Linked DNA regions of Homo sapiens: regions 2, 3, 4, 5, 6 and 7 are each linked to region 1. A link is a contact called in ENCODE Hi-C or POLR2A ChIA-PET data. All regions are on one chromosome and are shown on one strand. Each heading gives the region's core, a stretch centred on a gene start or an enhancer-like site at or near the end of the contact. The rest is flanking DNA. Distances are from core to core; before and after follow the strand shown.

Region 1 (4,006 bases), core at 917-3,416:
TTTTAGGAATTGCTTCAGTCTCAAAGAAGTTGGAGTTGTTTATGAAGAGGCAGCAAAATTCCACTGTGGGCCCGGTGCGGTGCTCACGCCTGTAATCTCAGCACTTTGGGAGGCTGAGGAAGGCAGATCACTTGAGGTCAGGAGTTCGAGAACAGTCTGGGCAACATGTTTAGTAGAAACCCGTCTCTACTAAAAATACAAAAATTAGCTGGGCGTGGTAGTGCACGCCTATAATCCTAGCTACTCAGGAAGCTGAGGCAGGAGAATCACTTGAACCCGGGAGGTAGACGTTGCCGTGAGCCGAGATCGCGCCACTGCACTCCAGCGTGGGTGACGGAGCGAGGCTCGGTCTCAAAAAAAAAATTCCACTGTGAACCACTAAACAAATTCATAGAAGAAAGGAACTACCTTCCAAACGTTTTCACGATGATAAGAGTCATCTTGGCTAAATAAACTTCTGCCTTGCTAACTCACTTTGTAACATCCCCCCAAATTCTACTCCACGACTCCACTATACCCAGGAAATCCTTTCCCTGACCCCTCCAGGTGGAGAAACCACTCTCTCAACAAAAGATACTCACTGAAGTCCACAGCAGCTGAAATCTGCATCTCGTAGGCTGGCTGCTCTTACTAGAGTGAGTTATAGGCTTCTCAAGAGTTAAATTTGTTCCTAAATATATGCCAGTGGCACGTGGTATTGGGAATAGAGAATTTAATTAAATATTACTAAATGTCAATGAAATACAAGTGCAAAAAGAAAGTTGCTCTTGTGCAAACTTAATGAATGACTTTCGAGACAATCGACAAAGGAGAGTCACAATCTTATTAGGCAAGGACCGAAGGGATCCTAGACATTGTCCGGGAAATCGCAAAAATTCAGGCTTCTGTAATCAGATTGCTTCTCCGGTGAGCTTTACGCTCTCCATGTATTTTTCAAAAAAAATCCAACATGAAAATTCTAGAGGAGGCTTTATTGGGTGCGGTCTGTGCAAGAGAGACGATGGGGAATGCCAATCGGAGAACCCAGATTGAAAGGAAAGGTTTTTGGAACCCACATCAAAAGACTGGCTGCTCGGAAAGTTTTCTCGCTAGCGACAAAGGCTTGGAGGCTGGAAAAAGCGTCGTGGTCGCCACCTACCGAGAAGCGGCGGGTGGGGGGAGGATGGCCGTCGTGGCCCGAATCCCCAGTGGGTGGTACTGGGTGGGGGGGCGGGCGGGAATCAAAAAACCACTCAATCTCGTGCTTTACATAAACATCTAAAAATCGTCGGCCTCGGGGTTGTAAAGTTTTGGAGTTTAACTTAGGTGAACAGTAATGTCTCTCCATTTTCAAAACCCACCGGCTAATTCAAGTTGAGAAGCAAAAAATAGTGGTAGGGGGAGGAGTTTGAGTTAAATCGCATCGCGGTTGACAGAACAAAACAGGAGCTACGAGTCAGGATTTCTGCTCCCACTCCCTTGCAAGTTTCCTTCCAAATCCTGAGGGAGAGATAGAGGCGGAGGGTCTGGGGGAGGAATTAAAACACAAGGTCTCCTCCCCTCTCGCCTGTCCGAACTTGGGGGCAACGGTCTCTTTGGAGGCCAGCTTGGAAAACACTAGAGAGGAGTTCTTTGTGTCCTGGAGGGTGGTGCAAGGCGGAAGGACTCCCCTTTTGCAGAGCAAGGAGGGCGACGGCCCAGCCCGGGGCTCCCCGGCTTTTGCAGCTTCCCTGCCTCGCAATTTGCAAGGAATGTGGGGTGCAAGAGCAAGTGGCGGACTTGGACGGCGGCTGGCGCTCGGTGGGGACGACGCCGGAGCCACCACCCGTCCAGATTTCCGTTTCTGCACCCCGGCTCCCCTCCCCCACCCGGGCGGCCGCGCAGGCCCCAGGTGCAGCCATGTTCTCGCTCCCACCACCCTCGCCTCCATTGACAGCCCTTGCTGGAGAGGGCCGGGCGCCGCGCTTGCCTCGTCCTCGGGTTCGGGGCTAGCCGGCGCGGTGCTTCCTGGGAGTTGTAGTCCACGACCGCCGCCGCCGCGTTGACGGGGAACGCATCCGAAACTACAACTCCCGCTGGGCGGCGCTGCGGATGCGCAGGCGCAACGCGCCTTCGAGGAACAAAAAAAAAAAAAAAAAAAAAAAAAAAGAAAAAAAAGAAAAAAAAAAGGAGGAGGAGGAGGAGGGTGAGAGAGAAGCTGGGAGAGCAGAGAAAAGGGGCCACCGGTCGCCCCCCCGCTTCCCCGCACGCGCTCTCCAGCCGCGGCCGCCCGCCTGCCGCGGTCACCCCGGCCTCTGCCTCTGTCCCCCAGTGATCGGATCAAGGCGCTGAGCGAGGCCCTGCCTGCGGGGCGGCCATGCGGCGGTGACAGGAGCGCGACCGACACGCACGGGCCCCTCGCCCCCTCTCGCCTCCCGTCCGCTCGCCAGCTCCCCTCAGCCGAGGCTGCTCCGCGGCGGCCGCAGCCCGCGCGCGGCCCACACTCGCCTCCCCTCGGCACCCCCGGCCCCGGAGCTGCCTGGAGGCGGCCGCACTCGGGTGAGTCCCTCTCGCCTCATCCCCGCGCCCCCCGCCCCCGCCTCGGGGGCCATTGCGAGCGGGGGCCTTTATTAGAGACTTTGCCCCGCCGGGGCCTGCAGGGACAGGGGCCTGGGAGCCGCGGCCCGCCGCGCGCGGTGTGGGGCCTTGGGGGGCGCCCGTGCCGCCTCCCCCTACCCCCACCCCCACCGCCTCGCCGGGTCTCGAGCCCCGCCGGCCTTGGCAGTGGCCGAAACGAGGCGATGGGGGTGGGGCGGCACGGACGCGGTCGCGGGGGACGACAGTGGCACGCGCGCGCCTCAGTGCGCGTGGGGGAGGGGCGCGCGCGCCGACCGGCGTGCGGTGGGGGGGCGCCTCGCGCGTGCGATCCCGCGCGCGAGCGAGCGAGCGGCCCTGCGGGCTGCGCATGCCCCGCCGCGCTGATTGGCCGGCTAGGCGGTGCGGGGGCGCGCGCGGTGCCAGGCCCGAGCCGTCGTGGGGTCGCGCTCGCCTGGTGTATCTGGGGCTCCTGCGCCGGGGCAGCAGACGCGCGGGATTGGCCAACCGGCGCGGGGGCGGGGCCGCGCGTTGCCTGGTAACTGCGGCGGGCGGGGGAGCGGGAGCGCTGTCCCCCGCCCCGCCCCGCTCCCAGGTGGAGTCCGCAGTGGGCTTTGTCCCGGGCCGGCCCGGCGCGCCTGCCCCGCGGGGCCTGTTCTTTGGGGGAAATAAACACAATGACCGGAAGGAAAACTTCAGCTTTAGGCCATGAAAATTAAGCCGTCTGGGTTCAGCCAGCACCCAGACGACGGGAGTGCAGAGGAAGAAGGAAAATGAAATGGAAAAAGCTGTCTCCTTCCCGCTCCCCGACTTCTCCACTTTTTCTTAATCCAGCTTTTGCTTTTTCGTGTAGCGAATTTTGTCCTCCCTAGGTTATGGATTTGCGCTGATTTGCGGCTGGGGATGTTCACAGGTGGGGTGCTGTTGGAGTAGTGTCCACTCTTGGCGATGCGCAGCTCTTGCTGACTACTGACCTCCTTTTTTTAAAAAAAATTATTTGTGGAGATGCGTTCTCACTTTGTTGCCCAGGCTGGTCTTGAACTCCTAGGCTCAAGCGATCCTCCCACCTTGGCCCCCCATAGTGCTGGGATTACAGGTGTGAGCCATCGCTTTCGGCTTAATTTTCTTTTTTTTTTTTAGAAACAGGGTCTCTCTGTGTTGCCCTGGCTGAAGCGCAGAGTGGCACAATCATAGCACATTGCAGCCTCCAACACCTGGGCTCCAGCGATCCTCCTGCCTCAGCCTCCTCAGTGGCTGGGACTACAGGCGCATGCCATCATGCCCTGCTAATTTTTTTTTTTTTGAGATGGAGTCTCACTCTGTGGCCCAGGCTGAAGTGCACTGGTGTGATCTCGGCTCACTGCAACCTCTGCCTCCCGGGTTCAAGCCGTTCTCCTGCCTCAGCCTCCTGAGTAGCTGGGATTACAGGCGTGCCCACCACGCCCGGCTAATT
Region 2 (4,006 bases), core at 524-3,023, 1.7 Mb after region 1:
AAACCTTTCTTTGTTAACATAGCTGCTTTAAATATAAAGGTATCAGCATTGTCCTCTTTTGAGAACCAGTAAATTTATTCAAGAATTGATCTGTAATATCAATAATGCTTCATTTAAAAGATGTAACACGCAAGGTACACTCCAGCATCCACTTCACAATGGAGATGAATTTGAAAATCTTTGTTACATAAGGCAGGAAATTAAATATTAAGATAGTGGGGGCCCGAAATCATTAGATTAATTTTCTACCTTTCATTTCATAATGCTCAATACTTCCCCCTCCTCTAATATCAAACTGGTTGACAGCCCATTAGATAAATGTGGTGTTACTGACAAAATGGTGCAATACAGGGATGAATCTGCAACCCAGACAAAATGCGACAACTGGCGATCGGTATTCTCTTTTCATCAGCATGAAGATGTACTCGCTTAAACAAAAAAAAGCCTCAGATGCATCTAACAACCAAAAATTTTTAAAAAGACTTTTTCCCCTTTAAAATAACTCCTCCCAGCCTCCACCCAGTCTAGGCTCTCTGCAATATGACAAATGCAGAATCTTCTGGAATGACTTGATACTGCCTCTCACCACGGCTTTGTTTGCACTATCAGATCAGACAGAATATTTTTTCCCCCAACTTATAGGAATTTCAACAGACGCGTGCCTGTATTCAAAAAAGAAACGGCATATGTCACACGAATCGAACCAGTCAGCTACATTCACCACCTTTTAATTTTACAGGCAATACCTACCCTTTTCAATACAAAAACATTAGGGAATAAAATGGAGATGACATGTTGAGAATGATCAATGAAAACGCTAGCGAGACAAACGTTCTCCCTTCCTAAAAGCCGGAGGACTTGCTTTGGGCGAATGGAGAAAGAAGAGCCTTTTGTTAAGAAAAACGTGAGCAAGGTGGTTTCGATTTTGCACCACGGAGCTCAGGTTTTCAAGAGACCCTATACAATGTTTCTGGGAAGATTCTCAGGGATGTGTCGGGACAGACAGTGGGGAAGATTCTGGGGGGGCTGGGGAGGTGGAAAACCGGGAGACCTGCTGAGTGAATGGGAAAGGCGCCGCCCAGACACCAGGGAGAGAAAGAGGAACCGCATCCATGCGGTCCCCCGCCCCCACGCCCAGGCTAGGAGGAGGGGGGAAGTGGGGCACAAAGGATGCGCACGCCTCCCCGCTCGGGTCCCCTGCACCCCTAGAGCCGCGGGGGCCGGAGACCCCGCTCCCAAGTCCAGCCCCGCGGGACCTCGCCCCGGCCCGCGCCCGCGCCGGGCCTGAATGGCAGCGCCGCGGGGCCACGGGGACTCCGAAAAGAGGCCGCGTCACAGCCCGGGTTCCCGTCGCCTCTCGGGACCCTCCCCAGCCCCCCTCAGTGAGCGAGACGGGGCGGTCAACCCGCCATCGCGACAGGGCGACGAAGCCCCGGGCCTTCCACGCCAAGGACCGCGTCTTCGGAGGGGCAGGGAGCGGCGGGGGAGGGGAGGAGACACTCACGTTCTTCATGGCCGCGGCCATGTCGTCGTAGCGCTCCGCCTGCTCGGCCAGCCGGGCTTTCTGCACCAGTTGCTCGCGGTCCACCATCTTCGCGGGGCTGGGTCTGGCCGGAGAAGGAGGAGGACACTGGGGCGGCCTGAAGGGCTTGGAGGGCGCGACTGGAGCCCAAGTGCCGGAGAGGACCGACCCACAGAGCGAGCAGCTGAGGCGGCGGCTGCGCGGAGGAGGCGGCTGGAGCTGCGACCGCGGGACCGGGCGCGAGGCGGCTGCGGCTGCTGTGCGTGCCACTGACGGACAACCCCCTGCGGCCCCGCCCACGCCGCATGACGAAGGCAGGCCCCGCCCACCCGTCCGCAAGCCCCGCCCATGCCCCGCCCGAGCCCGGCCGCGGCTAGAACTCCCCGCTCCCCAGCTGGGCTCACTGCGCGTCTTCCGGGCACCCCGTCCTTTCCCACTGCGCCCCCACTCTCCCCTTTTTTCACTTCACTCCCCAGTTCCCTCACCCCAGCTTCTCCAGTCGCCCCCTTACGCCTCCCCCTTGAGCCTCCCGCCCCGCCAGCCCTCGGACGCATGGGCCCCTGGGAGTTGTAGTGTAACCTGCAGTGCACTGAGGCGCTGAGGAGACCAAGGACAAAGGGGCGGTCAAGACTACAACTCCCAGCGGACATAGCGCGCAGGCGCAGGAGGACGGGGGGGGGTGCTTCGAATCCCGAGGCCGCTGGGGACCCCTGGCGGGGATCAGGGCTGCATCAGTCCCTGCGAGTGCTGATTCACCGCCCCGCCCCATATTCTCCGGGAAATTACGAGAGGAGGGGGCAGGGGCCTCAGTCCTAGACCCTGTTTCCGAGATCACGTAGCAGGTCGTGGTGGGGGAAGGACAGGAGGCGCGTCCATTGTAGATCCAGACTCTCAGTGTGGTGCCTGCCCGCGGGATGGCCGAATTAAGGGGCCAGACCCTGGGGACTGTCACCTCCACCCCCTACGAGCTTCCATTAAACCCCCCACCCCACCTTGAGGCTCTTGGGCCTGAATAGGTGAAAACATGGACGAACGACAAATACCGGCTGGCCACAGTGGTTGATTTCCAGAAAGGATGCAGCTGTCTGCTGGCTGACCCTGGAGAACCCCTTCTTCCTCTCCAGGGTGGAGTGCTAAAGATTGAGTTCAGCTACCAGGAGCCTACTCCACATCTAACTGGGCTGCGTCTAGGGCTTGGTTGTCCAGCCCTTCTCTCCCCTCCTAAGACATACATACCTACTGAGGTCACGCTGATATATTCTCGTTCATATTATTCCACATAGCTTGCAGATAGCATGGGTTTTTTTGCTTTGTTTTGCTTTTTTGTAGAGACGGGGGTCTAGCTTTGTTGCCCATGCTGGTCTCGAACTCCTGGGCTCAAGCGATCCTCACGCCTCGGCCTCCCAAGGTGCTGGGATTACAGATGTGAGCCACCATGCCTGCAGGCCTGATAGTTTTGACTGCACATTTTATTTACTTTATGTATTCAACAATTATCTATGAGAAGCTACTGTGTTCCAAGCCCTATTCTAAGCCACGAGGTACAGTAGTGAACAAAACAGACAAAAATCCCTGCCCAAGAAAATAGGTGAGATATGTACAGTATGCTAGAAGTCAGTAAGGAGTGAGTTTTGAGGTTGCAGTGAGCTGAGATTGCGCCACTGCACTCCAGTCTGGCGACAGAGCAAGACTCCGTTTCAAAAACAAATAATAAAATAAAAAGTTTTTTAAAGGCTGGGCACGGTGACTCACACCTGTAATCCCAGCACTTTGGGAGACCGAGGCGGGCGGATGACAAGGTCAGGAGATCGAGACCATCCTGGCCAACATGGTGAAACCCTGTCTCTACAAAAAATACAAAAGAACTAGCTGGGCGTGGTGGTGCCCACCTGTTATCCCAGCTACTCGGGAGGCTGAGGCAGGAGAATCACTTGAACCCGGGAGTCGGAGGTTGCAGTGAGCTGAGATCCCTCTACTGCACTCCAGCATGGGTGACAGAGCGAGACTCCGTCTCGAAAAAAAAAAAGAAGTGAGCTTTGGCCTGGCACGGTGACTCACACCTGTAATCCCAACACTTTGGGAGGCCGAAGCGGGTGGATCATCTGAGGTCAGGAGTTCGAGACCAGCCTGGCTAACGTAGCAAAACCCCATCTCAACTAAAAATACAAAAATTAGCTGGGTGTGGTGGTGGGCACCTGTAATCCCAGCTACTTGGGAGGCTGAGGCAGGAGAATTGCTTGAACCTGGGAGGTGGAGGTTGCAGTGAGCCGAGATCGTTTCATTGCACTTCAGCCTGGGCAACAAGAGCGAAACTCCATATCAAAAAACAAAACAAAAAAAAAGTGAGCTTTGCAGACTCTGCTGCTGCCAGGAGTACTCTACTACTGGCCATGGTCAATCCCACCGTGTTCTTTGACATTACTATTGAGCCCTTGGGCTGCGTCTCCTTCAAGGTTAGGGGCATGGAAACCAAGAAGCCAAGTG
Region 3 (4,006 bases), core at 1,064-3,563, 1.7 Mb after region 1:
TGCCACCACACCCGGCTAATGTTGTATTTTTAGTAGAGATGGGGTTTCTTTTTTTTTTTTTTTTGAGACGGAGTCTCGCTCTGTCGCCCAGGCCGGACTGCGGACTGCAGTGGCGCAATCTCGGCTCACTGCAAGCTCCGCTTCCCGGGTTCACACCATTCTCCTTCCTCAGCCTCCCGAGTAGCTGGGACTACAGGCGCCCGCCACCGCGCCCGGCTAATTTTTTGTATTTTTAGTAGAGACGGGGTTTCACCTTGTTAGCCAGGATGGTCTCGATCTCCTGACCTCATGATCCACCCGCCTCGGCCTCCCAAAGTGCTGGGATTACAGGCGTGAGCCACCGCGCCGGGCCGAGATGGGGTTTCTTTATGTTGGTCAGGATGGTCTCTAACTCCCGACCTCAGGTGATCCACCCATCTCGGCCTCCCAAAGTGCTGGGATTACAGGCATGAGACACCATGCCTGGCTTTTTTTTTTTTTTTTTTGAGACAGGATCTTGCTCAGTTGCCCAGGCTGGAGTGCCATGGCACCATTACAGCTCACTACAGCCTCGAATTCTTGGACTCCAGCTACCCTCCTACCTCAGCCTCCCAAGTAGCCGGGACCACAAGCATTTGTCAATATGCCTGGCTAATTTTGTAATTTTGGTAGAGATAGGATCTCGCTATGTTGCCCAGGCTGGTCTGGAACTCCCAGTCTCCAGCGATCCTCCTGCCTCAGCCTCCCAAAGTGCTGGGATTACAGGCTTGAGCCTCTGCACCCAGCCACTGTGAAGTCTTTAGAAGGCTGCTGAGAGCCGATAGTAAGCACTCAGTCACTGCTAGACATTTTTGAGGTAGGTTGTATTATTCTCGTTTTACAGATGTAGAAACTGATCCTCTAAAAGGCTAAATACCTTGAGAGGTTATGTCACCTAATTAGGACATGGTGGGATGAGAATCCAAATCCTGAGCTCTTAAGCTTTTGTCCCCCAACAGCCCTTTATTCAGAAAATGAAACATTGGGTCGGGCACAGTGGTTTTCACCTGTAATCCCAACACTTTGGGAGGCTGAGGCTTGAGGTCAGGTACTCGAGACCAGTCTGGGCACCACAGTGAGACTGTTTCTACAAAAAAAATTTAGAAATCAGCTGGGTATGGTGGTGCACACCTATAGTCTCAGCTACTCAGAGCCCAGGATTTGGAGGCTCCAGTGAGCTATGATTGCACCACTGCACTCCAGTACAGCCTGGGCAACAGAGTGACACCTTGTCTCTAAAAAAGAAAGAAAAAGAAAATAGACATTGCTGAGCGACAGAAATCCCACCTTTCTAAACAGTCAGCAACCTCACTGGAGCTGATTTTTAATTCCTAAATCCAGCCTTGATAGTGACTTGGGCAACTCAACTCCCTCTCGGCCTGGGATTATACAACTCTATGTCAGGAGATGGGAAGCGGGGAGACTGGGTGTCTTTATTCCATTTCTGACATCTTTCAGGACTGATGATGGGGGAGGGCCCTGGCCCTGGCTGGCAGCCACTGTTCGATTCAGTTATCATCATCAGGACCGTGGGAGGGAAGGGTATTGGAGCAGAGGACCTTGAAGGGCGCACAGGAGGCTGATGGGGCTGTAACACCTGGGGCATGAGGGCAGCGGAGGTTGGACAGGCAGGTTGGGACCTAGCTGTGGAGGGCCTGGGATACCAAAGAGAGGCAGGACCTGGCCTCAGTGTCGCCAGGACACCAGATCTGCCCCCTCCCTCACTGTTGCACCATGGCTCCCGCGTGTAAAGTGATGGAACCCGTCAGACCCAGGTAGCCACCAGAAACCGCCCAGCTGTTGTGTGCATCGGGGGCCAGGAGTTTCCTCTTCTGCAATCTGGGAACAACGCAGACCTCCCAGGGCTGTTTTCAGAAGCAGAGATGTGTAGGTAAGAAAGGATAGCCAACCAGTACGGGCCGGGACACGAGAGATCACGTCATTATTCAGATGGAGAAACTGAAGGGCAGGCGTGGGACCAAGGGCCCACCACGAGCCCAAGGCTCCATCCTCCCAAGCACGTAACAAAGGTGGAGGCGGAAGACGGAGGAGAGAGAAGCGGGTGAAGTTGGGAGATAAAAGCTCCCCAGTGGCTGGAGGGCGGGATCTGCAACAAATGAAGCCCCGGGGCCGCTAAGCGGGCCGATTTCGGGGCAGGGACCCAGGCCCTAGCAACAGTCCGACCATTGGCGGAGCGGGGACACGCTGGCCTGTGATTGGCTCTTGCCATGCCCGAGGGGAAGGCGGCCGCCCCCGGGGCGGGGCTACATACACAGCCGTGGTCCCGCCCGGCCCACATCCGGGCTTCCGCGTAGTCCGGGCGCCCTGGCCTCTGCACCGTCCTAGAAACCTGTCTTACGTCGAGGAACCCGGGGGACAGAGGCGCGCCAGTGCACGCCGGGGCCAGGGACGAACGGCTCGCCAATGCAAAGGAGGCCCCTCGGGGAGACGGCAGGCAGCAAAAGGCTTCCTTGGCCGGGGGTCTGGGCGTTTGGGGAGGGGAGGTGCTCAGAGATAGGGCCGAGGATGGAGCTCCCAGGTGGGTTGGAGGCGGGGGTGGCTGGGCTCGAGGACGCTGTTGGAGTCCGGGGTCTGGAAGAGGCGATCCCCGGGAAAGCCAGCTTCAGAGCCGGGAAGGGTCGGCAGGGGACCTACTGCAAGAGCCCCCAGGTTGGGGTAGGGAGGGGGCCCAGACCTGGGCCGGGAGGGATGCTGAATCCCCCGACCTAGCTCTGGGGCTTTGCAAACCAGCATCACTGCAGCATTTTGTGGCTCAAGGAATGGGGCAGGGCGGCCAGACCAGCTGTGGCTGGTGCGTGCGTGAGGCCCTGAGGGATGCGGCCAATGCTATTTTGCTGTTTTGTACTTACTCAGTTTCATTTTGGCTCTGTCGCCACTAGGCGAAAGAAATCGAAGTGCTAACATACCACGGGGAGCAATGATTATTACTCAATGTGGCCCCGCCCCAGCAGCGGGAGGTGGCATCTGTTTGACCTTGGAGACTTGGACGGTATTTAGGGAGATTACATGAAAAAAAGACTCACCCCACAATGCTTGCAGTCAGCTACAAGCTGCCTTGTCCTTCATACCTTTTAGCCTTTATTTCCTGAGTCTATCTTGTCTGTTTCTAATGTAGTCTCCTGATTTAGGGCAAGAGAATATTTCTCACTCTTGGTCTGCCCACTACCCACAATCCTTGTCCGAGGATTTACTCGGCAAACTTAGCAGGCAAAACCCCTTGTCAACTTAACACTAAAAAATACCGTCTCTTGGAAGGCAGTCTGCTTTGATAAACCTAATGGAATAAAAAGTGAGTTTGCTATCTGGCTTTAAAGAACATAACCCAGCTGGGCATGGTGGCTCACACCTGTAATCCCAACACTTTGGGAGACCGAGGCAGGAGGATCGCTTAAGCCCAGGCGTTCAAGACCAGCCTGGGCAACATAGTATAGTAAAACCCAGTCTCTACAAAAAGAATTTAAAAATTAGCCAGGCCAGATAGCCCAGCTACTTGGGACGCTGAAACAGGATTGCTTTGAGTCCAGCAGGTGGAGGCTGCAGTGAGCTATGACTGCACCACTGCACTCCAGCCTGGTCAACAGAGCGAGATCCTGTCTCAAAACAAAACAAAAAAACTGACAACCAATGAAACCTCATCTCTAAAATCTGGCTTCAGGTTAAGTGAGTAAAAAGAGGCTTTCTTGTGGCCAGGCACGGTGGCTTATGCCTGGTAATCCCAGCACTTTGGGAGGCCAAGGCGGGCGGATCACGAGGTCAGGAGTTCAAGACCAGCCTGGCCAACATAGTGAAACCCTGTTTCTACTAAAAATACAAAAAAATTAGCCAGGCATGGTGGTGGATGCCTGTAATCCCAGCTACTCGGGAGGCTGAGGCAGGAGAATCAACGTGAACCCAGGAGGCGGAGGTTGCAGTGAGCTGGTATCACGCCATTGCACTCCAACCCCGGGCAATAGTGCGAGACTCCGTC
Region 4 (4,006 bases), core at 983-3,482, 1.6 Mb after region 1:
GGTAAACTTGGTCCTCTCGTGGTCTCTCTCTCTTCAGATAGGGCCCAGGGGAGCCCCCACTCCATACCACGTTTTTCCTTCCAACACATACAGCAGCCAGGAGGCCGGACAGAGCTTTCCGGTTTCCTGTTTTCACAACTGTATTTTCCCCTTTCTCCTTAATCAGTTTCCTACAGCCCCAGACAGGGTGACAGGCCACAGGGCACCTGCCCAGCTTGGCTGTCCCAGCCTGTCCCCCATCCCCTCACCACCCCCAACTTTTTTTTTTTTTTTTTTGAGACAGAGTCTCGTTGTGTCACCCGGGCTGGAGTGCAGTGAGTGGTGCAATCTCAGCTCACTACAACCCCCACCTCCCAGGTTCAAGCAATTCTCAAGCTTCAGCCTCCTAAGAGCTGGGACTTTGGGTTTGCACCACCATGCCCGGCTAATTTTTGTAGGTTTTTTTTTTTCTTTTGAGATGGAGTTTCACTCTTGTCGCCAGGCTGGAGTGCAATGGCACGATCTCGGCTCACTGCAACCTCCACCTCCCGGGTTAAAGTGACTCTCCTGCCTCAGTCTCCTGAGTAGCTGAGATTACAGGTGTGCACCACCACACCTGGCTAATTTTTGTATTTTTAGTAGAGATGGGATTTCACCATGTTGGCCAGGCTGGTCTCGAACCCCTGACCTCAGGTGATCTGCCCACCTCAGCCTCCCAAAGTGCTGGGATTACAGGCGTGAGCCACTGCGCCTGGCCTAATTTTTGTATTTTTAGTAGGAACAGGGTTTCACCATGTTGGCCAGGCTGGTCTCAAACTCCTGGCCTCAAGCAATCCACCTGCCTCAGCCTCCCAAAGCGCTGGGATTACAGGCATGAGCCACCTCGTGCGGCCTGCCTGCCTTTTTTTGAGACGTTCTAGAAGACCCCGGGCCTCCTGCCTTCCTCTCTCAGTTGAGGGAATACTCAGCAAACTGGCCCCATCACCAGGCACCTGCTGGCCTCCAGGCCCCCCTCCACTCACCCAAGGAGGCATCTTAGAGACCCAGATGCCTGGGGGTCTCCTACCTCCCCCTCCACCTACCCAAGGAGGCATCTTAGAGACCCAGATGCCTGGGGGTCTCCTACCTCCCCCTCCACCTACCCACTTTCTAGGGCTCTCTTAAGGGGGAAATCTAAATCTATCTCGGGATAGGAATCCCACTCTCCCGCAGGCTTAAGGAGGACTCCTGCCTCATTCACCCCTTTTCTCCATCTCACTCTGATTTAAAGCAGCGCAGGTCATATCCAGGCTTAGCTGGCCAACAGGGAGGGAACGTTCCCATCTCAGGCCTGGTGAGTGTCTCCTGTCCTCCCCTCACTCCTACCTCCACTGTTTAAAAAATGATTCTATGATACTCGTTAAAGCACGAGCAGGAACATTTTATTCAGGATCATCACAAGAGATATCTAGGCAAGACTGCAATGGGATTGTGCAGTGGAGGAAGAGAGATTGGGCTCAACTCTGAAGAGAGCACGGGCAAGGGAGAATTTATGGCCCAGGAGCAGGGTGGCGTGAGTGGATGGAAAATTACTAAGAGGAAATACTGGGGGGTTCTGGCTCAACTGACCTAGCAGGATTCTAGCTGAAGGCCAGCCAGGGAGATCAGACACCACCTGGGAGATGGTAGAGGATGAGGAACCTGATTGGAGGGTGATCAGATCTCAAGGGTGAGCGGCTCTTGCTAAACAGGTTTCTTGCAAAAACTGGATTTACGAACAGGGCGCAGTGGCTCACGCCTGTAATCCCAGCACATTGGGAGGCCAAGGCGGGTGGATCACCTGAGGTCAGGAGTTCAAGACCAGCCTGACCAACATGGTGAACCCCCATCTCTACTAAAAATACAAACTTAGCCAGGCATGGTGGCTCATGCCTGTAATCCCAGCTACTCGGGAGGCTAAGTGAGGCAGGAGAATCGCTTGAACCCAGGAGTCAGAGGTTGCAGTGAGCTGAGATTGCGCCATTGCACTCCAGCCTGGGCAACAGAGCGAGACTCTGTCGGCGGGGGGGTGGGGAAGACTGGATTTATGCAGAGGGGCTTAGGAGGTTCCAGAGTCTGAGTAAAGTTTGGTCAAACGGGGGATCTTTGTCACCCCTTCCCATGTGCACAGCCCTGTCCTGCAGCATTTAGGCTGTGGAGTGGGTAATGCAGGGGACCTGGAGGGGAGGGGAAGAATGGAGGAGAAACTGTTGATTCACGGCCCTGGAAGGAGACTTAGAACATCCAGTCCAATGGTTTCATTGTACAGATCAAGAAAATGAGTCACGGATGCCGGCCCTTGGCCAAGGCTGCAGTCAAAGACATCCAGGTCCCCAGACTCCAGAGCTAGACAGCCAGAGCGGGAGGGGCGGGAGGACAGATCCCCAGCCCTCCCACCTGGTCCCTCTGTGGCCCCCGCTTCAGTGGTGATGGGGGTGGCATGGCCCCCTCCCAGTCCAGCCAGAAACCAGAGGTCCAGGGAGTGGGGCAGGCTGGAGGTGGGTTTTTAGAAGCGGACTCCCAGAGAGACAGTGTCTAGACGTTTCCAGAAAGACCCAGCGTCCCCTCTACCCCACCCCCGGCGCTCTGATTACTGTCGTCCATATTTTCAATTCCCAGCAGGCCCGGGGGCTGGCGTCATCCATCAGCTGTCAGGCCTCTCCAGGGAGCTCGGGCAGCTGCCTGGAGACTCTGGCACTTTCTCTGAGGCGGGGCCAGTGAAGGCGGGGCTGGTTCAGCCGCAGTTGGCAGAGGCCTGCAGAGGGCGTGGCCAGCATGGTCAAGGCCTTGGGCGCAGGGAAAGGAAGGGGGTTAGTCTTGGGGCTGCTGCTGAGCACCCCACATTTGGGGGCTAGAGATGAGGGGAGGGACCGTCCAATGAAGGACTCCCTGGACCTTGCAGTGGGCAATGAAGAAGGGGAAGGGCCATGACCTGCCCTCTCACCCTCCCCCAACCCCACTCCACGGTGGCTTCTGGGAAATCCCTGGGGCTAGAATTTTCCTTTTTTTTTTTTTTTTTTTTTTTTTTTTTTGAGACAGAGTCTTGCTCTGTTGCCCAGGCTGGAGTGCAGTGGCACGATCTTGGCTCACTGCAACCTCCACCTCCTGGGTTCAAGTGATTCTCCTGCCTCAGCCTCCTGAGTAGCTGGGATTACAGGCACATGCCACCACGCCTGGCTAATTTTTGTATTTTTAGTAAAGACGGGGTTTCACCCTGTTGGTCACGCTGGCCTCGAACTCCTGACTTCATGATCCACCCGTCTCGGCCTCCCAAAGTACTGGGATTACAGGCGTGAGCCACTGCGCCCAGCCTGCATTTTCTTCTCTATCCCAGAAAAACCACCCCTGGCATCTCAGTGCTCTGGATGCTGGAGCCAGCCACAGACTGACAGAGAACAGCTGGGCAGGGGGGCATGTGGGAGCCGCCACCCAGCCCTGGCCCCCTTGCCCAGCTCGGTTGCCCAGTGGGGAGGGCAGAGTGCAGCCTCCTAGAAAAAAGGCACCCGGTTAGGCTGGAAGACATGCACTCCTGCCCCTGTGCCCTGGAAGCCCACAGCCCTCTCTGAACTGTCTGGGAAGTCTCCCCCTTGCTGGATGGAGAATAGGGAGGTCTGAGACCCTTACCAGCTTTGTGACCCTGGGGCCATTCTGACCCTCAGTTTTCTCATCTCAATAAATGGGACTCCTAGCTGGATGCCTTGGCTCATGCCTGTAAGCCCAGGTAGTCAGGAGACTAAGGAGGATTGCTTGAGGCCAGATGTTCAAGACCAGCCTGAGTAACATAGTGAGACCCCCTCTCTACAAAAAATTGTAAAATTGGCTGGGTGTGGTGGCATGTGCCTGCAGTCCCACCTACTCAGGAGGCTGAGCAGGGAGGATCACGTGAGCCCGGAACGTTGAGGCTACAGTGGGTTATGATTGCATCACTGCACTCCAGCCTGGGCAACAGAGTGGGGACCCTATCTATTAAAAGAAAAAAAAAAAAAAGGAAGTTGGGCGCGGTGGCTCA
Region 5 (4,006 bases), core at 496-2,995, 1.2 Mb after region 1:
AGGAGTTCGAGACCAGCCTGGCCAATGTGGTGAAATCCCATATCTACTAAAAATGCAAAAATTAGCTGGGCGTGGTGATGCACACCTGTAGTCCCAGCTACTTGGGACTCGGGAGGCTGAGGCACAAGAATCACTTGCATCTGGGTGGCAGAGGTGGCAGTGAGCAGAGATCACGCCACTGCACTCCAGCCTGGGTGACAGAGTGAGACTCTTGTCAAAAAAAAAGGAAGGTCTACCTTAAACAGCTGTTCTCCAGCAAAAGCACTTTTCAAACTGTAAAGTGCTGAAATAGATCTCGGTTATGAGTGTTCTATTACATCCCTAACTTTTGAGTCCCTTCCATTGAATCCCTCTCCCGTTTCCTGTCCCTTTTCCTTTTTTTTTTTTCCGAGATACAGTCTTGCTCTGTCACCCAGGCTGGAGCGCAGTGGTGCGATCTCGGCTTGCTGCAACCTCCGCCTCCTGGGTTCAAGCGATTCTCCTGCCTCAGCCTCCGGAGTAGCTGGGATTACAGGCACGCGCCACCATGCCGGGTTAATTTTTGTAGTTTTATTAGAGACGGGGTTTCACCATGTTGGCCAGGCTGGTCTCTAATTCTTGACCTCGTGATCCGCCCGCCTCGGCCTCCCAAAGTGCTGGGATTGCAGGCGTGAGCCACCGTGCCCAGCCTCCTGCCCCTTTTCTTCAATATGAAGATAAAGCTGCCCCTGGCTGTACTGGAGGCCAATTCCGGGCCATAGCAGGAGGAACTGAGTTCTAATTCTGTCTTTGCCATGTAACTGAATTACCCAGGGCCCTCCCTAGTCCTGTTTCCTCTTTGGTGTAATAGGGATGAATACAGATGGGAAGATCGTGATATGAAAGAGTTCTGTGAGCTGTAAGGCATAATAATCATGAGGTATTATTACAGGACCAACAGGTGCCTAGGCCCGCTGTGCAATAACAGACCAGTTACACTGAGGAAGCAGGGTTATCAGCAGAAAAAGGGTTTAAAGATGGCAGGGTGCCTAGGAGGAGACGCAGGGAGACCAACAAATCCATCTTCCCCAAGGAGTTCCGGGCTGGGATTTTAAAGGGCATTGTGAAGGGTGAGGGGCTGGAAAATTGGGGTCATCGACTGGTCAGGGTAAGGGGGTTGAAATCCTCAGGATATGGAAACTGCAGTCCCCATTGAGTCTTGCTTCTGTGGGCTCCTTCAGAACAACTGGTGTCAGTAATTATGCTGGTATGCGGGACCTGAAAGAATATCTCCAAGGGAAAACGTTTCATAATGTTCAAGTTGTTATCTATGGAGTTAAGGGGAATTGTAATCTTGTGACAGGGTCTACGTGATTCTAGGACAGACGATGGGCACCTATCATAGCTGATACACAGAGCTATGAGCAAGCAGGTCGGAGAGCAAGGTGACCTAGTGATGAACGCAGAGTGTGCTGCAAGCTTCGTTTATTTTCGTTTTTCCCCCTCCCTTCTTCCCTGATTAATTTCCTAAAGTTTATAGGAGCAGTTTCAGTACCAGCCCGAGTAGGATGGAATCAAACACGGTGCTGGAACATTCCTACCCGGAAGTGGCCCCGACCCCCCTCCCCCCGTCCCGGCCTCCCACGCACGGGGGGGGGGGGGGGGGGGGCTGATCGGCGCTACCGGATTGGACAACTTGGCATGGGGCGGGGCCTCTGGGAGGCGTGGCCTCCGGCCGGCTCCTCTGCTGTTGCCAAGGGAAACTGCCGCGAGGAGGCGGAAGGAGCAGAGGACCGGCAGCCGGCGTCGAGGCGGGGCGCGGGAACGACGGCGGCCATGGCGGCCTCGGGGCCCGGGTGTCGCAGCTGGTGCTTGTGTCCCGAGGTGCCATCCGCCACCTTCTTCACTGCGCTGCTCTCGCTGCTGGTTTCCGGGCCTCGCCTGTTCCTGCTGCAGCAGCCCCTGGCGCCCTCGGGCCTCACGCTGAAGTCCGAGGCCCTTCGCAACTGGCAAGGTGAGCAGGGGCGGGCCGGGATCGCGGGGCGAGTCCTTGTCCTCCGACTTTGCCGGTTCCTGGGCTCTAGCCTCCGGGACTCGCCCCTTCAGGCCTCACCGCCAGTCTCCCCCTGTCTCGGTCCTCATCACCATGCCCGCCCCCCGGAGGACCGACCTCCAGCACCGTCTCTTGCTCTCCGTGTTCCACACCTTTGTCTGCAGACCCCATCTTCGTCATCACTGTAATCCCTTCCCTACCCGAATTTGTTCCCTTCCCTGTCGCCACCAGACTGGTTAAGGCCCCAAATCCATTCGCTAGCAAATCCATGCTCGCTCTCCAAGGGTAAAGATTTTTCGTCTCCCCCTCCCATTTCACATACACACCTACGTCTGCTTTAGGCCTAAGCCCCACTGAAAAACGTTTTTCTCTCACCTACATCACGACAATTGGACTTTATCCACAAACCCCTATAAGCCCTATAAACGTCCTGCCCTCTTGAGATTTGGAATTTCTTCTGCTTTTTCATCTGTATCTTAATCTTGACTGCCATTCCCAGCTCATGGGGGTACCAGGGTGTCTTCTGCCTTTGGAGAGAAGTGTTTGTTTTTCTCTAGGGGAGAGAAATTTTGCAGACCAATTAAGTATAAACATCCATTCCTGAAAGACATTCCTAGTCTCCGTGTCTTCCTCATTTTCTCGAGAGGAACACAGGAAATTTGCATATCTCCTGCTGTTTTGCAAAGCACACACACTGATATGTATTAATTTCGTTTAACCCTCACAAGGATCCCATGACGTAGGACCTGTTATTGGCCCGTTATCTAGATAAGATTGAGGTTTCATGCAGAGAATCGCAGAGCTGTTGCGTCATGCAATTGAGATAGGAATCTATATTTTTTTTTTTATTCTGTGATGTTTTGGAACTAGAGCCTTCGGGTAGATAATCTCCAAATCATGTACAGTTGCTTCTAGAATCTTTTCATGTTTATACTTGGAATTTCAGTTTTGGAAATACTCAACAAATAATGAAGTACTCTTCAGATAATGAAGCCTCTGGTGATGGCCAGACTGAGGTATATGGTTCCATAGCCTGCTTCCCCACTCCAATCTAAAACTGTTCCCCCCACCCTAGGTATACATAGCACCACCTCACAGACAGAAGCAAAATGCCAACCTAACCTTAACCTCCCACTTTCTGGGGTTCACTGCTTCCCTGGGTGTGGGTTTCGTGGATATGTGAGCGTTAGAGACGTAAGGGACCTTTGAAGTCCTCAATCTAACTCTTGTTACTTTACAGTGAGGAAACTGACGCCTAGAGGACCTGTGACATGATTAAACTCAGCCAGCCTGGATGTAATAGAGCCAAGATTCCACTCCAAGTCTTTAGACTCCCAAGTCCAATATTACCATCAGTTCTTTGGTCTCTCTCCTTGAGTTTAGTCGTATTTGGGCATGCAGGGACATAAAAATACTTAAGAGATAACCACTTCTAAAATTTTTTTAGAGATAGGGTCTTCGTCTTACCCAGGCTGGAGTGCAGAGATGCAATCATAGCTCACTGCAGCGTTCAACTCCTGGAATCAAGCGAGCCTCCTGCCTCAGCCTCCCAAGTAGCTGGGACTACAAGTACACATCATCACACCTGACTAATTTTTAAATTTTTTTTAAAGACGGGGGTCTCACTATGTTACCTAGGCTGGTCTTGAACTCCTGGGCTCAAGTGATCCTTCCACCTAAGCCTCCCAAAATGCTGGGATTACAGGTGTGAGCCACCATGCCTGGCGATAACTGCTTTTAGAAAAATAAAAGGCCAGGAATGATGGTTCGTATGTGTAGTTTCAGCACTTTGGGAATTCAAGGCAGGAGGATCACTGGAGGCCAGGAGTTCAAGGCTAGCCTGGGCAACGTAGCAAGACTTTGTCTCTACAAATAAAAATTTAAAAAAAGGAAAAGGAGGATTCTTTGATGTCTTATTACATATAAAGCATCAGTTTACCTGTGAGATCGGATAAGCACTTTCTGAGGAGACTTATAATTTCTATAATCTTTATT
Region 6 (4,006 bases), core at 753-3,252, 1.1 Mb before region 1:
CCAAGTCTTCACAGGACAAGAAAAAAACCAGATCACCACCCCTCCACTTTAAAGTGCCTTACCTTATACCATAATGACAAAAAAGTGAGGTAATATTTAAATTAATTGAAAGTGAAGGAGTAACATTCCACCTTCTTCTGTTGATTGACTTACAGGGATGAGGTAGGAAGAGCGGTGGATTCTACTCCTCTTTCATCATTTGACCTTCAACAAGTCAACCTCCACTCTCTGGGCCAACTCAGCAAACCAAGCCCGAGGACCCGACCACCTCCAAGATCCACTTCAGCTCCAAGATGCTACAGCTCTATTTCTCCAAGAGCCTTCCTCCAGCATGGACTGATTTTCCAGGCCCCTTTGTGTGTATACTCCCCACAAAGGGACACTCACAAATTGCACTCCAACAAGAATGAGATTATCCTCTAAAGTACTGCGTTAAAGTGAGGATCAGGGAGAAATGAAATAACTCTGAGAGACACTTCCTCCTATACAGAAGCAAGCAAGAAACTGAGAAATGAAGTCCTTCCGAACAGAAGGGGCTGAGAAAACTCATAACACATTAGCCTTCACTCTTAAAGCTTTCAGTCACCAAAGAAATGCTTGATTCCGAAATCGTTTTTGTTTTTTTTACAGATAAGCCTCAAAAACGATTCTTCTGGCACCCATTAAAAAAAAGCAAATAAAAGCTGCACAACTTTTCACTAAAAGATAATGCTTATGCAAGAAATCTTAGTCATGACGAGAGGATGCTTCCTTTGTAAAACATCCAATTTCATGTTCCTAAAATACAACATAAAAACTTCACGTCTTGGTTTTTTTGTTTGTTTAATTTTAACAAATACCAATCTCCTTCTAAACCTTCAAAATTTCAAACCTGTGTCTGCCCAGGGAAGGCAGGCATCAGCTCCTCCACAGGCAGTTTCCTTCCCTCCCTTTCCTCTAAGCGGGGAATCTCATTCCTAGTTTTCTGCCCCAGGGTCCTGTCAGTTCATCCCCGGCCTAAAGTCCCCTCGGGAGACGAAAAAAACGCCAAGTATCCCCGCAGAGATCGGGGTAAGACGCAGTTGAGTCTTGCACACGCCGCATCACGAGGCCGCGCGAGTACAATTTCAAAACTTAAGCTGCAGGTTTCATTTAAATTTTTAAAAAATTTTTGTAAAAATTAAAGGAGAAAACCTAGCTCCCCCTCCCCACGCCTCCTCCTCCCTCTCGGGTCCTCAAGGCCTAAAGCCAACCCGGGGAAGGTAATGGGGATGGGGGATGCGCTCCTCGCCGGCGAGGCCCCGGGACAAAGTGCGGGGCCCCGGGGGCGGCCGAAGCGGGCCCTTCTCCTTCCAGGGCCGGTGCGCGCCCCCCGCCGGATCCCCTGGAAGGATCGGCGGGCGCAGGCTGAGACTCAGCCTCCAGGCCCGCGAGCGGCCGGGGCGCGCTGACAGCTGCCCCGGGCCGGGGATGCGCGGCTGACCTGGTCTCGCGAGCCCCAGGCCCTACCCCGGCCCAGCCCGGCCCAGCCCGGCCCGCGCGGCTGGAAAAGGATACTCCCGGGTGCGGAAGGCCTCCTGAGTGTGCGGGATGGTGAAGAGCGGCTCCTCTCCGGGCAACGGCTTCACCAGCGGGAAGGGCTTGCGGCCCAGGAGCGGCGCCATCGCGGCGGCGGCGGTGGGGACTGGCGGCTGCTGGGGCCGGCCCCGCGGCGCAGCACTAGGCCCCGCGGCCCGGAGCGAGCGCCAGGCGCCCGGGGGTGGGGTGGGGGAAGGGAGGGGTGAGAGGGCGGCGCGAACTCCGGCTCCCTCACCGCCGGCGCGGCCGCGCGACAGTCATGGAGCGGAACGCCACGGCGCAGAGCTCCCGCGCACACCGCCGCGCCTCCCAGCAGCCCCCCGCCGACCTCCGCTTCGGGTCCCGGCGGCCGGCAGTCACGACTCCTCCTCAGCAGCACCGGAGGAAATTATTGAAAAATGGCGGGAGATTCCCCTCCTCCCCCGGGCCCGGCCAACGCACACACTAACTTGCTCCCCCGTGGCGCCGGTGGCGAATGCTCCAATAGGCGGAGAGCTGGTCAGCGCTCACAGCCTATTGGCTCGGAGGAGCTGCCGCTCCGCGCCTGGGTCCCGCCCCCCTGCCCCTGTCGCGTAGTTGGGTTGCAGCGCACTAGAGGGCAGTCTGAAGAGGTGAAAGGTCACGTTATGTAAGCGCCCGTGATAGGCGTGCGGGCCTCCGACGGCAGAGTTAAAAGTGGGGGACAGCGGGGGATGGAGAGGACGAGAACTCAAAGAGGTCAAGCCGGAGAAGCCCCTCGCATATACAGATACTGCGCCATCTGTCACCGACGGCGACACCGACATCCGGGCACCACTGTCCGTGTGGTGCGCCGGAGGGGGAGGGTGAGCGCGCGGCCAGGGGCTTTGTCTTTCCTCTTGGGCGCCTCCCCCTTCTTAAAGGCGCCGTGCTCGGCCACGCCCGGGGATGCGCGGGTGGGGCTGGGCTGCAGGGAGGGGTTGGCGGGAAGTGGCCCCGGGAGCTTACCCTACCAAAGGTTCTGCGGAAGGACAACGTGGGGGCCAGCTTTGCTCACCCCAGAGTTAACTTCTGGGCGGGAGTGTGGTTGAGATCTGGGTAGAAGTATACTGCTTGTTTCTAGGGGCTGGCTGGAAAGTAGAATATAGAAGCTTCTTTGGAGAAATAGATTAAAAGACGTACTTAGTTTTTTGGTTTTTGGTTTTTGTTTTTTTTGAGACGGAGTCTCGCTCTGTCGCCCAGGCTGGAGGGCAATGGCGCGATATCGGCTCACCGCAACCTCCGCCTCCCGGGTTCAAGAGATTCTCCTGCCTCAGCCTCCCAAGTAGCTGGAATTACTGGCGTGCACCACCACGCCCGGCCAATTTTGTATTATTAGTAGAGACGGGGCTTCTCCATGTTGGTCAGGCTGGTCTCAAACTCCCGACTTCAGGTGATCCGACCGCCTAGGCCTCCCAAAATTATCATTATTTTTTTTTTTGAGACGGAGTTTCACTCTTGTTGCCCAGGCTGGAGTGCAGTGGTGCAGTCTCGGCTCACTGCAACCTCTCCCTCCCGGGTTCAAGCTATTCTCTTGCCTCGGCCTCCCGAGTAGCTGGGACTACAGGTGCGCGCCACCACACCCGGCTATTTTTTGTATTTTGTAGAGACGGGGTTTCACCATGTTGGTCAGGCTGGTCTCGGACTCCTGATCTCAGGTGATCCACCCGCCTCGGCCTCCCAAAGTGTTGGGATTACAGGCGTGAGCCACCACGCCCTGCCAGAGCTGTGACTCTGGCTTTTTTTTTTTTTCTCCCATGATACTCAGCACCTGGCTCGGAACATTGTAGGTGCTAGTGAATACTATTTGAATGAATTGGATCTACCTTTTATTTTTTATTTTTTTTGTAGAGACAGGGTCTTACTTTGTTGCCCAGACTGGTCTCGAACTCTTGGCCTCAAGCAATTGTCCCGCCTCTGCCTCCCAAAGTGCTGAGATTAGGCGTGACCCACTGTGCCCAGCCAGGATGTCTCTTTAATAGGTACGTCTGGGCCGGGCGCAGTGGCTCACCCCTGTAATCCCAGCACTTTGGGAGGCCGAGGCGGGCGGATCACGGGGTCAGGAGATGGAGACCATCCTGGCTAACACGGTGAAACCCCGTCTCTACTAAAAATACAAAAAATTAGCCAGGCGTGGTGGCGGGTGCCTGTAGTCCCAGCTACTGGGAAGCTGAGGCAGAATGGCGTGAACCCGGGAGGTGGAGCTTGGAGTGAGCGGAGATCGTGCCACTGCACTCCAGCCTGGGCGACAGAGCGAGACTCCGTCTCAGGGAGGCGGGGGGGGGGGGGAAATAGGTACGTTTGGTCGGGCACGATGGCTCACGCCTGTAATCCCAGCATTTTGGGAGGCTGAGGCGGGCGCCTCACCTGAGCTCGGGAGTTCGAAACCAGCCTGAGCACCATGGAGAAACCCTGTCTCTACTAAAAATACAAAATTAGCCGGGCGTGGTGG
Region 7 (4,006 bases), core at 482-2,981, 1.1 Mb before region 1:
ATGAGCAAGAGCAGAAGCAGAGAGTTTACAGGGAGGCTGGTACAGAGTTCCAGGTGACAGGGGATGGCCCTTCAGCCTAGCCTGCTAGGGGCGGGGGGGTCAAAAATGGGGAGAAGAGAAAGGTGTACCTGTTCTTAGGTTTCACCAAAACCTCGGAGGATTAAAGGTGGACGAGGAAAACCATGAGTATGTTAAACTAATATTTATACTGAAACCCAACTATATATGAAGCCCTCAGACATAAAAAAGAGAAGGAACTTCCCTCTTGTGGGGAAATGGACAGATAAACACACAAATAAAGTCCAACGTACCAACGACCTTAAAGGAGGTAAAGGGATGGGAGGAGTTAAGGAAAGCTTCCTGGCGGGAGGTAACATCTACTTGAACTTTTATTTTCTGTAGAGACGGGGTCTCACTATGTTGCCCAGGCTGGTCTCAAACTCCTGGCCTCAAGCGATCCGCCCACCTCAGCCTCCCAAAGTGCTGGGATTACATGCCTGAGCCACCTCACCTAGCCAGACCTGGGTTTTTAAATTATTAGTAGTAATTGGCTATACAAAAGAGCTGACGAAGTTGGCTGTGAAAGTTTAATGTGATGACTCCGATACACACCGATATAGTATGTATCGGAGTTCCGGATACTAAACAGGGGCTCAATCGGCATCTTCCATGAACATTTTAGACACGGGGTCTCTCTCCGTAGCCCAGGCTGGAGTGCCGTGGCACGATCATAGCTCACTGCAGCCTCCAACTCCTGGGTCCCAGCAATCCTCCCACCACAGCCTCCCAAGTAAGGATGTGCACTTTAAAAAGACCACTCTGCTACTTGGAAGTGAGAAAAATAAAATCACACAGTGCAAATGATGAACGGACTGGGGAATGAACAAGAGCAGAAGCAGGGAAATTAGAGGGAGGCTGGTACATAGTTTGCAAAGGACTCTCCTGACAGCCGCCGGGGCAGCAAGAGAAAATGCCTACCAAGCTCGCGGCGCAGGGGCCGGTTACTGGGGGAAAGGGAGGGGTATCCCTCTGGATGACACCAGGCTTGCTCCCTTGACAGATGGACTAACCCAGAAACTCACCCAACTTCAACGCCTGAATACGCAGAGCGCTCAGCCTGGCGGGCTGACACCACTCCAGGGCTACTCGCTATTATCAAGAGGAAGCCTGGAAACGCAGGCGGGGCCACTGCCCAGGAAGAGGGGAGGGCGGGCCCCGGGCTGGGCCGGGCGCGGGCACCGACGCCAGGCAGCTCCAGTCCGGGCCGGAAGCCGGAATCCCCTCCCAGGCGGCGCGCGGCAGCAGCCGCAGCAGGTGGGCGGGCCCGCGAGCCGGGAGGACCGCTGATTGGCCGCGGCCGGCGCGCCCTCTGACCTCACGCCGACGCCAGCGGCGCCCTCCTCCCGCCTTCTCCCGCACCCCCCTCCCCCAGCGCCGGCCGGTCGGCTCCCACCTGACCCGCCAGTCCCACGCTCCTCAGGGCCTGGATCCGCGACCCCCGCCAGCCCCCTAAGCTCCGGCCCCTCACCATTTCCGCACTTTCTCGATGGCCGCCATCACCTTCTTGATGTCGTCCTTGGCCCGGCTGCGGGTCTCCGCCCGGACCGACCGGCCCGACATGGCGGCGGCGGGAGCGGCGGGGGCCGGGGCACTGCTCCCAAGACACCGGGGATCGCGCGCCTCACGCGCCGCCGCCCGCCCGCCGCCGCCGCAGCGTCACAGCGGCCGTCGCCCCCTCCGTGCGCGCGTGCGCGAGAAAGCGCGCGCACCCGCCCGCCCCTTGGGGCTCACGGCCTCAGCGCGCCTGCGCGCCCCGCCCGGGGCGTCCCTCCTGAGTGCCCCGGGAGTCCCCTGAGCCCCCTACCCGGGCCGGGGTGCGAGGCGGGTTGGGCGCACGTGCTTGTGGTCAGGGCGAGGTGCGAGGTGCCGCCGGTGGGCAACCTGGTTCTCTTCCCTGAGAGTTTGGAGGTCGGCTCCCTGCTCTGGCCAGCGTGTTAGGAACCTGACCCTGTGGAACCGCACTCCTGCGCCATCTCTGTCCTCCCGCCTCTCCTGCCCAGCACCTTTGCCCTCTGGCTCCTACGCTGTGCTCCAACCACGCCTTTCTTAAGGATGGCTTCCGGTCTTTGCACACACCTGTTCCTCACCTGGAATCCCCTCCTCTCTTTACCAGATGAACTGCTTTCCCAGCATTCAGACCACATTCTTGCCTTTTCTCGAGTATCTAGTAGTCCCAAGTATTTGGGAGGCTGAAGCGGGAGGATCACTTGACCCCAGGAATTTGAGGCTGCCGTCAGCTATGATATGATCGCACCTGTGAATAGCCACTGCACTCCAGCCTGGGCAACATATGGAGACCCCATGTCTAAACGAGACCCCGTCTCTAAAGTAAATAAATAAAAAGATGTCTATTTTGTGCAAGACTCTGTACCTAAAGCTGAAGACATACGTGGTTTTGGTTTCAAAGAGCTTCCAGTTTGTTTATTTATTGAGACGGAGTCTCGCTCTGTGACTCAGGCTGGAGTGCAGTGGTGTGATCTCCGCTCACTGCAACCTCCGCCTCCCGGGTTCAAGCGGTTCTTCTGCCTCAGCCTCCTGAGTAGCTGGGATTACAGGCGGGTGCCACCACGCCCAGCTAATTTTTGTAATTTTAGTAGAGACGGGGTTTTATCATGTTGGTCAGGCTGGTCTGGAACTCCTGACCTCGTGATCTGCCCGCCTTGGCCTCTCAAAGTGCTGGGATTACAGGCGTGAGCCACCACGCCTGGCCTTTTTTTTTTTGAGACGGAGTCTCGCTCTTTTGCCCAGGCTGGAGTACAGTGGTGTGATCTCGGCTCACTACAATCTCCGCCTCCCGGGTTCAAGCAATTTTCTGTCTCAGCCTTCCGAGTAGCTGGGATTATAGTCGTCCGCCATCACACCCAGCTAATTTTTTTATTTTTAGTGGAGATGGGGTTTCACCATGTTGGTCAGGCTGGTCTTGAACTCCTGACCTCGTGATCCACCTGCCTCGGCCTCCCAAAGTACTGGGATTACAGGCGTGAGCCACCGCACCCGGCCCAGTTTATTTATTCATGTGGAGAGGGGATCTCACTATGTTGTCCAGGCTGGTCTTGAACTCCTGGTCTCAAGGGATCCTCACAAAGTGCTGGGATTACAGGCATGAGCCACTGTGACTGGCTGAGCTTCCAGTTTAGTAGAACATTCAGACGAAAAAAAAATATTTATTTTTTACTTTTACTTATTTTTTGGTACAGGGCCTTGCTCAAGTGATCCTTCTGCCTCAGCCTCCTGTGTAGCTGAGACCACAGGCGAGGGCCACCATGCCTCGCTGACATTTTTTTTTTTTTTTTTTTGGTAGAGACAGGGTCTTCCTATGTTGCCCAGGTTGGTCTTGAACACCTGGACTCAATTGATCCTCCTTCCTCGGCCTCCCACAGTGCTGGGATTGCAGACGTGAGTCACTGGGTCCAGCTTCCCAAAGCATATTTAAAATGCTATTTGATAAATGCTAGCCTAGGCGGAGCATGGTGGCTCACGCCTGTAATCCCAGCACTTTGGGAGGCCAAGGTGGGTGGATCATTTGAGGTCAGGAGTTTGAGATCAGCCTGTCCAACGTGGCAAAACCCCATCTCTACTAAACATACAGAATTAGCTGCTTGGAAAGCTGAGGCAGGAGAATCGCTTGAACCCAGGAGGTGGAGGTTGCAGTGAGCCAAGATCGCACCATTGCACTCCAGCCCGGGCAACAAGAACAAAACTCCATCTTGGAAAAAATAAATTAATTAAACAAATAAGTAAAATGCTATTTGATAAATGCCAGCTTAAGTAGGGGAGGGGAGGTGTAAGATGCTATGGCTTTTATTCCTAGTCTGCAGCAAAGAAAAAAGAGGTGTTATGACAACCTTAATCTTGAAGCTGACCTCTAAAAATAGGGTAGGTGCTGTTACTCCCAGGGCAGTGTTCACAGATGCTACAGATGCTCAATAAATGTTTGCATGAATGT

What was found. A loop is a pair of places that touch in the nucleus more often than their neighbours do. ChIA-PET counts read pairs that join two places held with the same protein, here RNA polymerase II (POLR2A). Pooled maps may share reads with other maps.
Region 2: a loop to region 1 is called in a map of naive thymus-derived CD4-positive, alpha-beta T cell, with 12 times the contacts of the local background. The contact joins the promoter of YWHAG here to the promoter of GTF2I in region 1. A Hi-C loop is called at or near these places in 2 of 168 maps with a recorded cell type or tissue (both naive thymus-derived CD4-positive, alpha-beta T cell), 1 of 37 single-sample maps with no recorded cell type and 10 of 50 pooled maps. POLR2A ChIA-PET finds 5 or more read pairs at or near these places in 2 of 52 experiments (A549 and naive thymus-derived CD8-positive, alpha-beta T cell).
Region 3: a pooled map shows a loop between it and region 1 (6-fold over the local background). The contact joins the promoter of FPASL here to the promoter of GTF2I in region 1. A Hi-C loop is called at or near these places in 8 of 50 pooled maps. POLR2A ChIA-PET finds 5 or more read pairs at or near these places in 3 of 52 experiments (CD4-positive, alpha-beta memory T cell, OCI-LY7 and activated naive CD8-positive, alpha-beta T cell).
Region 4: a loop to region 1 is called in a pooled map, with 2.5 times the contacts of the local background. The contact joins the enhancer-like site here to the promoter of GTF2I in region 1. A Hi-C loop is called at or near these places in 8 of 50 pooled maps. POLR2A ChIA-PET finds 5 or more read pairs at or near these places in 2 of 52 experiments (CD4-positive, alpha-beta memory T cell and OCI-LY7).
Region 5: a loop to region 1 is called in a map of naive thymus-derived CD4-positive, alpha-beta T cell, with 18 times the contacts of the local background. The contact joins the promoter of RHBDD2 here to the promoter of GTF2I in region 1. A Hi-C loop is called at or near these places in 1 of 168 maps with a recorded cell type or tissue (naive thymus-derived CD4-positive, alpha-beta T cell) and 7 of 50 pooled maps. POLR2A ChIA-PET finds 5 or more read pairs at or near these places in 2 of 52 experiments (T-cell and activated naive CD8-positive, alpha-beta T cell).
Region 6: a pooled map shows a loop between it and region 1 (9-fold over the local background). The contact joins the promoter of BAZ1B here to the promoter of GTF2I in region 1. A Hi-C loop is called at or near these places in 4 of 37 single-sample maps with no recorded cell type and 11 of 50 pooled maps. POLR2A ChIA-PET finds 5 or more read pairs at or near these places in 2 of 52 experiments (GM12878 and H1).
Region 7: a loop to region 1 is called in a map of CD8-positive, alpha-beta T cell, with 14 times the contacts of the local background. The contact joins the promoter of BCL7B here to the promoter of GTF2I in region 1. A Hi-C loop is called at or near these places in 1 of 168 maps with a recorded cell type or tissue (CD8-positive, alpha-beta T cell), 1 of 37 single-sample maps with no recorded cell type and 7 of 50 pooled maps. POLR2A ChIA-PET finds 5 or more read pairs at or near these places in 2 of 52 experiments (BJ and CD8-positive, alpha-beta memory T cell).

What each region holds. Positions count from the first base shown.
Region 1 is chr7:74,655,552-74,659,557 of GRCh38, forward strand. GTF2I (general transcription factor IIi) reads left to right here and starts at 2,167. Exons shown (of 35, transcript NM_032999.4): 1 at 2,167-2,517. RefSeq lists silencers at 1,717-1,876, 2,247-2,426, 2,447-2,736, 2,807-3,326 and enhancers at 1,957-2,076, 2,097-2,146.
Region 2 is chr7:76,357,218-76,361,223 of GRCh38, forward strand. It overlaps YWHAG (tyrosine 3-monooxygenase/tryptophan 5-monooxygenase activation protein gamma), which reads right to left and starts at 1,774. Exons shown (of 2, transcript NM_012479.4): 1 at 1,505-1,774. The coding sequence starts at 1,591. RefSeq lists silencers at 905-1,095, 1,179-1,378, 1,699-2,108 and an enhancer at 1,203-1,849.
Region 3 is chr7:76,315,934-76,319,939 of GRCh38, forward strand. It overlaps FPASL (fibroblast proliferation associated lncRNA), which reads left to right and starts at 2,314. Exons shown (of 2, transcript NR_186616.1): 1 at 2,314-4,006. RefSeq lists enhancers at 1,184-2,180, 1,653-1,832, 2,181-3,177 and a silencer at 2,113-2,352.
Region 4 is chr7:76,292,164-76,296,169 of GRCh38, forward strand. No RefSeq gene overlaps it. Among named protein-coding and RNA genes, the nearest start is that of HSPB1, 8.5 kb to the right of the region's middle. RefSeq lists a cis regulatory region at 1 and enhancers at 1-140, 2,491-2,630. Within about 2 kb of position 2,233, at least 33 of the 41 ENCODE cell types and tissues checked have a DNase peak (open chromatin) inside an H3K27ac peak, as active enhancers do.
Region 5 is chr7:75,877,289-75,881,294 of GRCh38, forward strand. RHBDD2 (rhomboid domain containing 2) reads left to right here and starts at 1,746. Exons shown (of 4, transcript NM_001040456.3): 1 at 1,746-1,972. The coding sequence starts at 1,795. RefSeq lists an enhancer at 1,442-2,050 and silencers at 1,597-1,846, 1,947-2,126.
Region 6 is chr7:73,520,291-73,524,296 of GRCh38, forward strand. BAZ1B (bromodomain adjacent to zinc finger domain 1B) reads right to left here and starts at 2,003. Exons shown (of 20, transcript NM_032408.4): 1 at 1,537-2,003. The coding sequence starts at 1,643. RefSeq lists silencers at 1,247-2,126, 2,477-2,616 and an enhancer at 2,187-2,346.
Region 7 is chr7:73,555,959-73,559,964 of GRCh38, forward strand. It overlaps BCL7B (BAF chromatin remodeling complex subunit BCL7B), which reads right to left and starts at 1,732. Exons shown (of 6, transcript NM_001707.4): 1 at 1,529-1,732. The coding sequence starts at 1,620. RefSeq lists silencers at 1,068-1,517, 1,538-1,587, 1,608-1,717, 1,768-2,007.